Regions from separate parts of the Homo sapiens genome. Here regions 2, 3 and 4 are each linked to region 1. Evidence: chromatin loops called from intact Hi-C (ENCODE). Cell type or tissue: heart left ventricle. All regions are shown on one strand.

Region 1 (2,500 bases):
CGCTTATCATTTTTTTCCCATTTACCATTGCACTAGTTGGTGTCAAAGTGGGAGTCAGGAGATCCCATGCCATGTAAATGCACTCTATAAAATGTCCATGTGATGCCTGTGGATGCCTGTTACAGCATTAACGAGAGGGGGTGTTTAACCCTTCTCATTTTCTGCTGCAGGGAAAGATGTCACTGGGCTGAAGATGACAAGAAGATGTTTCCCAGTTGCTCACAAACCCTTTCCTCTGTGTTGTTCCCATCTTTACCCAGCTCTCTCTGCTGTCTCCCATTGTTAACTGGTCCCTGAATGCAGCAGCTGGAGGCATAAACTGCCTTTTTTTTTTTTTTCCCGACAAAAGGCATCTTAACACGGGCTTTGCTGCTTGAGTTTTCATTCTTCCCATGGTGTGGGTTACATCAACAAATTCTAACTCCTGGGCTGAGAAGGAGCCAAGTGGAGGTGCTGATGGAGCAGCATGCAGCATATGCCCTTATTTAACCTGCCAGTCCTTATCAGAGTGCATGTGGAGATGGCTGGGGTCATCCTGCCATGCTGCCCATCAGCAAGTCCCCAGGGCTGATCCTGTTACTATTAGGAAGTGGCCGTGCTGAGTGACGAGACACCTGGCAGGTCTCGCTGACGTGTCTAGCCCCATTCAGGACACCTTTTCAGCCTGACCAGTTGCTCCAAGGTGATGACAATTCAGATAAAATTCTTGTTCACAAATTCTTTAAATCAACTGAAGTAAATTCCAGACTATTGCCAGAAGTGAGGGTGCATTAGAAATCTCTGTGTAGCAAGCACTGGTATTTCTCATTGAGCCTGATAAAACTCAGAGCATATGGCAGGGAATCAACCACACATTGGACTTGAGATGTATTAGAACCATCCTTAAGTAGAGCCTTCTTTGAGATTGATTCAGAGTCTTGCTAAAGTGTTAATTTGCAAACTTACTCTTCTAACTATTTAGCAAAAGCGAGGGAAAATTTATTTATTTATATATTTTTACAAACAAAGGTTAATCATGTTGGATAATTTTTTTCTTTATAGGAAGGCAATCAAACAAAAGCAAAATTTAGAAGACTCTGTGTTCATGTTTGCACATAGATAACAGGGCCAAATCTGCCTCAAAGATCGTATTGATGTGATTCTTCATAGCCAGCCTCTCTCACCTTTATTCAGTGCGATTTGGGAACTACTGTATAATATTAAACTGATGGAATTGGCCCATTATGTCAAAGGACATCTGTATGTACACAGTTATTACCACACTTTTTTCCTGGTATAAACTCCTTAGTAAGGACAAGGAGCCACAACATCATGCTAATTTTTAAAAGCATTTAGATGGTGAAGCCATTATCTGTGATGGTGAAAACATGTTGGTATGCATTTAATGGTTAGGACCCTTTATCTGCAAAGGATACTTACAGGCCCAGGGCTCAGGAAACTCAAAAGGAAAGCTCCAGTTCCCATATCGAGTTGCTTGCCAGCCCTTTGGTAAGCCTTGGCAGGCTTCCACCTGTGTCCTGCCCTGGTCTGACCTCCAGAGCCTGTCAGTGCTGGCACCCTCTGAGTACGAGATGGGATGAATGGCCAGCGGCTAGTGCCATCTGAGACTTCAATCAACTTGATACCAAAGGTTAATCTCTTTCACGGGAATCACCTAATTTGTTATGGCCTGCAAGTACTTTCTAGCAGAAGCCTTTTTTCCTATGACGCCGTTTGGCTCATATGTTTAGGTATGCCTCAAGACCTCTAATAGTGTCTAAAATCTCCTGTTTGGGGAGTAATCCCTTTCCCCCTTTTTACATAGATCTTGTTCCTCGGTCTTGGGCAGACAGCATTCATGGGATTCTCTAGTTTAAGATCTTAACATGCTCTGTTTCTTGGATGTTTGGAAAATGTTTATTTGAGAGACAGAGACAGGAATGCGTTTTAGACTTTCATTCCCACTGGGCACAGAGAAATCTGATAGTGATAGAATCTCACAAATAGCTTGAGATATTCCATATCCCTCAGGAGGAGGCTGTTGCGATTTTTATCAATGAAACCTGGCTTGCTCCAGTCCATCTAAGATGATCAAAATGCTCACTCAGAAAAGCAGAATGTTACGTTGGCAATTCCCCTTTCGCACAATAAAATGAGCATGTTTTCTTCACCTACTTTCCTTTTCTTTCCTACAGCCTTCTCCTTCCCTTGGAGTTTGATGGGGTCTGATGCCCTTCTGACCTGGGAGGCTGTTTGAGGAGTTGACATTGCCTATGGGGGCAAAGAGGGGAAATGGGAGCAGAAAACAGCCTGGGATGGCCAATTGCCTCCTTTATCCACAGAAAATTGAAACACTTCAATTAAAAGGAACCATTAGAACAAGAGATTTCCATCTATAGTGTTGTCCCATATTACCAGAATGTGTTAGAAAGATGCTCCAAAACACCCGAGTAAATGTTGCCAGCATGATTCTTGGGGCTGGTGACCCTGGGTCTCAATCCCATGTCAACAAGTTACTTGT
Region 2 (2,500 bases), 96 kb before region 1:
AACCCAAGTTAAGGGATATCCTACAAAATATCTGACTAGGACTCTTACAAATTGTCAAGGTCCTGAAGGACAAGAAAACACAGAGGAACTGTCTCAGCTTGCAGAGCACATGAGGATAAATGCAGCAAAGGATCCTGGATTGGATCTTGAAACAGAAAAAGAAGACATTAGTGGAGAATCTGGTGAAATCCAAGTATAGGTAACAGTATCATACCAGAGTTAATTTCTTGGTTTTGATTATTGTACTATCAGTATGTAAGTCATTAACAGTAGGAGAAGCTGGATGAAGGGTATGTAAAAACTCTCTTTCCTACTTTTTTTTTCCCCAAGACAGAGTCTCACTCTGTTGCCCCAGCTGGAGTTCAGTGTCACTGTCATGGCTCACTGCAGACTCAAACTCCTGCACTCAATGGATTCTCCTGCCCCAGCCTCCCAAGTGTCTGGCATTACAGGTACGCACCACCACACCCAATAATCTTTTTTTTTTTTTTGAGAGGGAGTCTCGCTCTGTTGCCCAGGCTGGAATGCAGTGGCGTGATCTCAACTCGCTGCAATCTCTGCCTCCTGGGTTCAAGCAATTCTCCTGCCTCAGCCTCCCAAGTAGCTGGGACTACAGGAGCCCACCACCACACTTGGATGATTTTTGTATTTTTAGTAGAAATGGGGTTTCACCATGTTGGCCAGGCTTGTCTCGAACTCCTGACCTCAGATGATCTGCCTGCCTCAGCTTCCCAAAGTGCTGGGATTACAGGCATGAATCACCACGTCTGGCCCCAATAATCTTTTATATATATATTATTATTATTATTATTATACTTTAAGTTCTAGGGTACATGTGCACAATGTGTGGGTTTGTTACATATGTATACATGTGCCATATTGGTATGCTGCACCCACCCAATAATCTTTCTATTTTAATTGTTTTGCAGAGATGGGAGTCTCTCTATGTTGGCCAGGCTGGTCTCGAACTCCTGGGCTCAAGAGATCCTCTGGTCTTGGCCTCCCAAAGTGCCAGGATTACAAGCATGAGCCCCCGTGCCAGCTCTTTTAAAAATCAGGAAAGCACAGGAAAAGAGTGAGTGGGTACGCTTGGCTGGAAGTCAAGGGCCTGGCACGGGGTTGTGGAGCCAGGCTCTTCCTGGCGGCGGGGCTGTGGGGAGCTGGATGGCTGGACTGAGGTTACTGAGAGCCCTCCTCAGCCGAGCAGCAGGGGATTTACCCATCAAAGTAATCAGGGACAGAGTCTGAACCTGTCCCCATTGGCTCAAGATAATTAAAAGGGGATGGAAAAAATGTTATCTTTTAAAGGGCTTTGGGAGGTTGAGGCCTTCGCAGGAGAATGGCCAGGAGACTAGTGTGTGCAAAGAGGCAGGCGGATGATCCCCATCCTACAGGGGCATTTATTTTGTGGACACCGGGGTCACCTGGGAAGCAGGTCTGGCCTCAGTTCTCCGGCCTGGGGCACTGTTTGTTCTGTGTCTCGCTTGTGGAATAAAGAGGATTCCTGTTTCAGTGAGGAACCACACCTGCTCAGAGGGAAAATACTCTGCTTGTCAGAATCTTTCACTTTCTGTGAACCAGCTCCTTGGCCTGATAGGGTCACAGGGCCCAGGAGTGGTCAAGGAAGCTTCTGTGAATGTATTGAACGTCAAGAGTGTCCAGGGGGATGTGTGGTGTTTGGCCCGATTCCTGTCATTGCCAGTGGAAATGCCATCTCTGGAGTTTGCCCCAGGTGTTTGTGAAGCAGGTTGGGATTCGGAGCTGAACGCTCCTCTAAAGATATGTGCTGGCTTCTTATGTCATGGCTAGACAGCCCCTGCTGGGCCTGTTTGCTGTCCCTTTCTCTTTGCCCCTGAGTTGTGTCAGGAGATTTGAGGAACTTCTGACTCATCCTAGCAAGTGGCTATGGCCTTTTTGCAAAAAGCTGTGTCCCAAGGGAAGAGGCAAATGTGACCCAGGTAGGTGCCAGCAGTCACATGGCTTGCAGGGATGACAAGCTCAAACAGGACTTGATGGCTGGGTGTGATGGAAACCATAACACATGATTCTTGGGAGCAGGTCCGTGCTGGCTGGCAGGATATTTGGCTCTGTTTGTGTTTGAACAGTCTGACAACAGCCATAAAGCCTAGCAGCTGTGAGGTATTTCAGGTACCGGAGGACTTCTGGACTTCGGTTAACCTTGGGGTCTTGGGAGTAGAACTTTAGCTTTGAATAATTTAAGGGCTTGGCCTGTAACCTCACGCCTGTAACCCCAGCGCTTTGGGAGGCCAAGGTGGGCGGATCACTTGAGGTCAGGAATTAGAGACCAGCCTGGGAAACATAGCGAAACCCCCTCTCTACAAAAAAAAAAAAAAAAAAAAAAAAAAAAAAAAAAAAGAAAGAAAGAAAGAAAAAAAAAAAGAGCCAGGTGTGGGGGCACGTGCCTGTAGTCTTAGCTACTTGGGAGCTGAGGAAGGAGGATTGTGTGAGCCCAGGAGGTCCAGGATACAGTGAGCCATGA
Region 3 (2,500 bases), 120 kb before region 1:
GCTGCAGCACCTTGAGAAGACTTAAATATTCTAGTGACATTGGCTGACCAGGGCACTGACAGCCTCACCTTAGTATTTGAATCAGTTCTGAGGCAATATCTAGTGTCAAGAGAAAAATGAACTGTTTTTCCCAAACCAGTCAATCTTTCCAGTAATTAACATATAAAAAAGCCTCATGTTAAGTGAGAGCAGTGCAGTGTGTGGTTATAAAGAAATAAGACTAATGTTTATGACATACATAGGTCTGTAAAACACAGACATATGTTATTTTATGGATGCTATTATGCCAGTAGTGATAACAGTAACATTAGCTAATAGAGATTAAGGTAAGCCTTTCCACGCATACTATCTCATTTAATCTTTGCACCAACTTTGTAAATGTAGGAAATACTAATCTGTTCAACAGATACTTGAGTGCCCCTATGGTGTTGGTGCTGTGAGGATACAGTGTACAAGAAGACAGACAAAGGTCCCTGTGCTCACTTGAGCAGCTCACAGTGTAGTGGGAAGTCAGGCATGCCCCCCCACCGCCCCAGGGATCAGACATAGTGGAATCATAAAGAGGGGTGAGTAAGTAAGGTCCCATGTTAGAGCTGCAGGATGGGATGAGGTCATCAAGAAATGCTTCTGGAGGGGCCAGTTGGGCTGAGACAGAAGCTGGGGCATGGAGGGCAGGGTGGCAGCCTTTGGAGAGAAAAGGTCCGTGTTCCTGGACAGTCTATGGGTTGTGTCATCCTATTAAGTGGCTCTTTACGTGTACTTATTTTCTCCCCAGGTAGATCAAAAGCTTCTGGAGGGCATGTTCTGTGTCTCATTCCTTCATGTCTTTCGCTACTCCTTCCACAAAATAGTTTCCAGTAAATGTTAGTTGACATGAATTGGTACTCAAATGGATGGTTAAAAGATGTGTATTGTGTAAGACACCATATCTTCCTTGTAATTTTTTTGGGGGTCAAGCAACAAACAGTTATTGAGGCTATGATATTAGAAATTAAAGACAAGCTTTAGCCCATTTGCTCTTTAAGGAACTCAGAATCTGAACATAGAACAGCCAGCAGAGCAGGTTGAACAAGCAAGTACACCATGTCGGGGTTCCCCGACTACACCATGTCGGGGTTCCCCGACTCCCCCATCTGTGGAGCTCATTGGGTCAGGCTTCCCAGGAAGCACATGCTGCACTGCTTGGGGTGGCCAGGCATGCAGATGGCAGATGGGGTGTGTGCAGAGGCTTGTGAGTGGGGCTGCAGAGAAACAAGCTAGTGGAGAGGAGATTGGCTGGCTTGTGTTTCTCTAGTGCCGTCATGTAGAAACGCTGGATTTGGGCAAGTGATTGACAGGGCATGAACCTCTGTCCTGACATCCTGCCTCTGTCCTCAGGTAATATTTGTTGAGAGTTCAAGGGCATAATATTTCAGAGCCCAGCAGTCTCACGCGGCTCTGCTGCGAAGTCCTTCTGGTGAACTGCTCTTCCATCCAGCCTCTCCTGTGGCCAGTAGGGGAGTGCAGACACAACGTCGTTAATAGCAACACATTTTTACAAAATTTACCTTTTCAAACCCCACCCCCTAGAAACCGTAGCTTCTTTAATGTCCCGCTGGCTGTGTGAAAAACAGGAATTTATGTAACAAGTCCTGCACAGCAAACCTTTTCCTGTTCGGAAAAAATTTTAATTGTTGGCAAAGTTAGGAAACAGCTCTGTTACTCAAAGAGCGACCTGAAATGTCCTCTTAGAAAAATATGTAATATGATGTTTTGATAAGTAGGAGACTGCTGTGGCTTTTTTTTTTTTAAAGTCTAAATTAGTATATGTCCCACCTGAGTTAGTGAACGCTTCTTGAATGTTTTAAAGATTTCCTTATTATGTCTCCTGCAGTCTTTTTAAAAATGACCCCCAGCTGGGCTTGCCAGTGATCTGACAGGCTTATCATGAATGTTAGAGAGCTTCACCCCCTCTCCCCAAGTCAATGCAACAACCAGGAAGCTTCTATCTGGGAAGATCTTTCTTCCCCCTTTATCATTAACTAAATGTGACAGGGACAGGAGTCAAGCTTCCTCTCCTCCAGAGATTTCATCGGAGCTTATCTGTGTGTCTATTGTGTTCAAAGAACAAAACTGTCATGATGGAATATTGTGCAAATGCCTGGACTTCCAGTGTATAGAAAATGTCAGGGTCAGACTGCAGGGCTGCATTCCAGTGCTACCCCAAGTGCGGGCCTGCTGATCTTAAGGAGGAATTAAGAACTCGGTTCGGCTGGGGTTGGTGGGTACAGCAGACAAGGCTGTGGCTCTGTGAGCATACATGTGTGTGTGTGGCGCCTTCCCATAGGAATTTGGGGATCTTAGGGGAATGCAATAGGATGGGAGGGAAATGTACTCCCTGGCCTCTTTTAGGGATTCTTGTACCTACTCTAAGCCCCTGGCCCTCCTCACAGCGTGTCTCGAGGTGAGGGTAGATCTTGGGTGTGGAGGAAGGTGGGGATTCTTGGGAACAGGAGACAGT
Region 4 (2,500 bases), 63 kb before region 1:
ATCAAGGCTGCAATAACATATAATGAAAGAAAAGGATGGCAAAACAGAACTTAAAACAAGTTAGAGTGAGAACCTAGTGTTTAGTCATAAACACGTACAGATGTTTATGAACGTTAGCAGTCAACATTCAGGGATGCTTGTTCAGCCAGTAGGTGCCGGGTAATGGAGCTGATTGCTCATCAGCTACATCTGTTCTGATTGACAGAGTGGATTTCCAATAAAGATAATCAAAGCCTCGGCTCAGGCTCCTTCACCTTCACAGCCATGTGAGGGTCCAGTAAACTGTTCACATGCTTATAGGTTTTTGTAAAATTTATACAAGTAAGATAAATGATCTATAATTGGTTAAGACCACAGTCTCTTTCTAGTGCGATTTCCTCTCCAATATACTCCCTTCTTGAATTGGTGACTGCAGGCATTTTTGGGATCAGAATAAGGGAAGCGGAGTCAAGCAGACATTTAGTTTGGATTAGAGGTATATATTTATGAGGTTCACAGTTGCTTCTGTGTATAGTTAACTATTTGTAGCCACTCGTGTGAGTAGTTTACAGAAATGCTTCTAATGCCGATTGTGCTGACTCAACCAGTTCCATGACTGAGCTGAGGTGAACAGGCATTTAAGGACCTGGCACCAGAAGTGTGTGGGTAATAGAAGATGATCAAGGTTTGACATGGAAGGGGCCAGAAGCTATTCTGTGACAAATTCTTCCCATCATCAGATATGTAAAATTTTAAGCTGAAGATTCAACTGTCATCAATGCCTTGTCAAAATATAAGCTGTCTCTTGTCCAGTATATACTTGATAATGCAGCCTACGAAACTGTAAATGCACCGCAGAAAGAATTATTTTCATATCTTTCCATAGGAAATCCATAGAAATATTCAGATATTAACAAGTAATCTGTAACAAAAAATTCAATCATAAAAGCAGTAACAGATAAAGAAGATAAAATCTTTGAAAAGAAGTAATGGATACACTCTTGAATTCTTGGCAATCAAATTAATGAAGAGGTATGAATCTAGTCACCCCAGAACCCCAGCGAAATGGGCCCCAGTCCTGAGTCTGTGCTCTAGGGGACCCAGTTATAGCTTTCCTCCTTGTTCCATTCCAAGGGTGCGGAGTCCCTGGGGAGTGAGGAGACACTTGCCTGTCAGTGGTGTTAGCCTTTGGCAGTTTTGACAAGAAGTCTACACCTGTTTCTCCACACTGGAGCCTCGTATCTGGAAAGCACATTCGGGAAAGAAATTTGTAAATCACACTGGAGAGAGAGTAGCAAACCAGAACATATAGCCAGTGTATTGGAGAAGGCCAGATGGTAGAAAACCAAGTGCAATTTTGTGACATGTAAAAAGTAGCCACCCACTTAGGCTACCCCACAGGAACAAGGGAGAGCCAAGTGCCTCAGAATAATAGGTTGAAGAGGAAGTTGGCTGGAGAGAGAGGCCCTTGGAAAGAAGAATGCTGTTGAGATGGGTGGATCTTGGCTGGCAAGGCCCTGAGGGTGACAGGCCATGGCTCTGCCTTCCAGAGCCAGCAGGAATGTGTGGTGACCCTTGTATCCTGCCCGCCTGCCTGGCTGAGGCTGCAGCCAGACTACGAACTAAAATGAAAATATCCTTCTAAGGGTATTTCAGGTTCAAAATCCAGTTGGCTAGTGGGAGGAAAAGGATATTATCTGATGACAGATAGTGGTAGCCAGTGTCTGATGGTTACTCATAGAATCAACATAGGCTGGGAATTCCAGGGAGGTGCATTCCAGAAAGCCTGCATCCTAGTACTTGACTCTGGTTTAGGGAAACAATGGGGTGTCATGGAGGGAGTGTGTGTGTGTGTGTGTGTGTATCTGTGTGTTCCTGTGTGTGCTGAACATTCATCTCTAGTCATGATGTGACTGGAGTTAGAAGGTCATTCCTCCATTCTTCAAAAGCTTGGGGATTCCTGAGAACACTAAGCTCAGGAGGATGATGTTTGCTTTTCCTCAACTCATGTTGCAAATATCTATGGTGAGCTTGCTCTATACCAGCCATTTGTGCTAAGAACTGGAATGTAAAGATAGAGGAGATAGGCTCCCTCCCTTTAGGATTCTGAAAATTTAACAGGGGGCTTACAGAATTATGTTCTGATAAAGAATGATCTAGCAGAAACTAGCAGCTACTCGTTAATTCTCTGGACGTCGGCATTGGCTGAGTTATGTTGGATGACTTTTGGACTGGGAGCAAAGATGGATGTTTGCAGTAAGTTAATTTTGGGCTATAAGACCTTCTGTCTCATAACAGATCTATTTCCATTTCGCTCTACTTTTCAGCACATCAGTTTCGGCTACTCACAGCCTCGTAGGTCCCTGGATGAGTATAAGTACAAAGAGCATTCAGTAAGGTCACTACTCTCTGTTGCTCCTCTTGTAACTGTCTTCTAAGTATAAAGCTGACCAGTGGCTCCTTCCAAATTGGTCCATTGCTGTATGGGTGGTAAGGATGGCTCATCTACAGTAATGGCCCT

The links. Peaks named below come from ENCODE experiments on the same cell type or tissue, not always from the same donor. Only the 100,000 strongest peaks of a DNase experiment are listed, where the experiment ranks them.
Region 2: a loop joins it to region 1, with 2.6 times the contacts of the local background. A loop is called at or near these places in 3 of 110 quality-filtered maps.
Region 3: a loop joins it to region 1, with 1.8 times the contacts of the local background. A loop is called at or near these places in 3 of 110 quality-filtered maps.
Region 4: a loop joins it to region 1, with 1.9 times the contacts of the local background. A loop is called at or near these places in 3 of 110 quality-filtered maps.

Annotation. Positions count from the first base shown.
Region 1 is chr13:40,440,490-40,442,989 of GRCh38, reverse strand. All of the region lies in intron 6 of LINC00598 (long intergenic non-protein coding RNA 598), which reads left to right. Among named protein-coding and RNA genes, the nearest start is that of LINC00598, 39 kb to the left of the region's middle. In heart left ventricle, no CTCF peak of the experiment used is centred here; DNase peaks (open chromatin) are centred at 609 and 1,529; H3K27ac peaks cover 1,461 bases.
Region 2 is chr13:40,536,310-40,538,809 of GRCh38, reverse strand. No RefSeq gene overlaps it. Among named protein-coding and RNA genes, the nearest start is that of LINC00598, 57 kb to the right of the region's middle. RefSeq lists a silencer at 944-1,238. In heart left ventricle, no CTCF peak of the experiment used is centred here; no DNase peak of the experiment used is centred here.
Region 3 is chr13:40,563,572-40,566,071 of GRCh38, reverse strand. The region is part of intron 1 of FOXO1 (forkhead box O1); the gene reads left to right. Among named protein-coding and RNA genes, the nearest start is that of LINC00598, 84 kb to the right of the region's middle. RefSeq lists enhancers at 1,019-1,108, 1,991-2,500. In heart left ventricle, CTCF peaks have their summits at 1,290 and 1,489; no DNase peak of the experiment used is centred here; H3K27ac peaks cover 1,258 bases.
Region 4 is chr13:40,503,489-40,505,988 of GRCh38, reverse strand. No RefSeq gene overlaps it. Among named protein-coding and RNA genes, the nearest start is that of LINC00598, 24 kb to the right of the region's middle. In heart left ventricle, no CTCF peak of the experiment used is centred here; no DNase peak of the experiment used is centred here.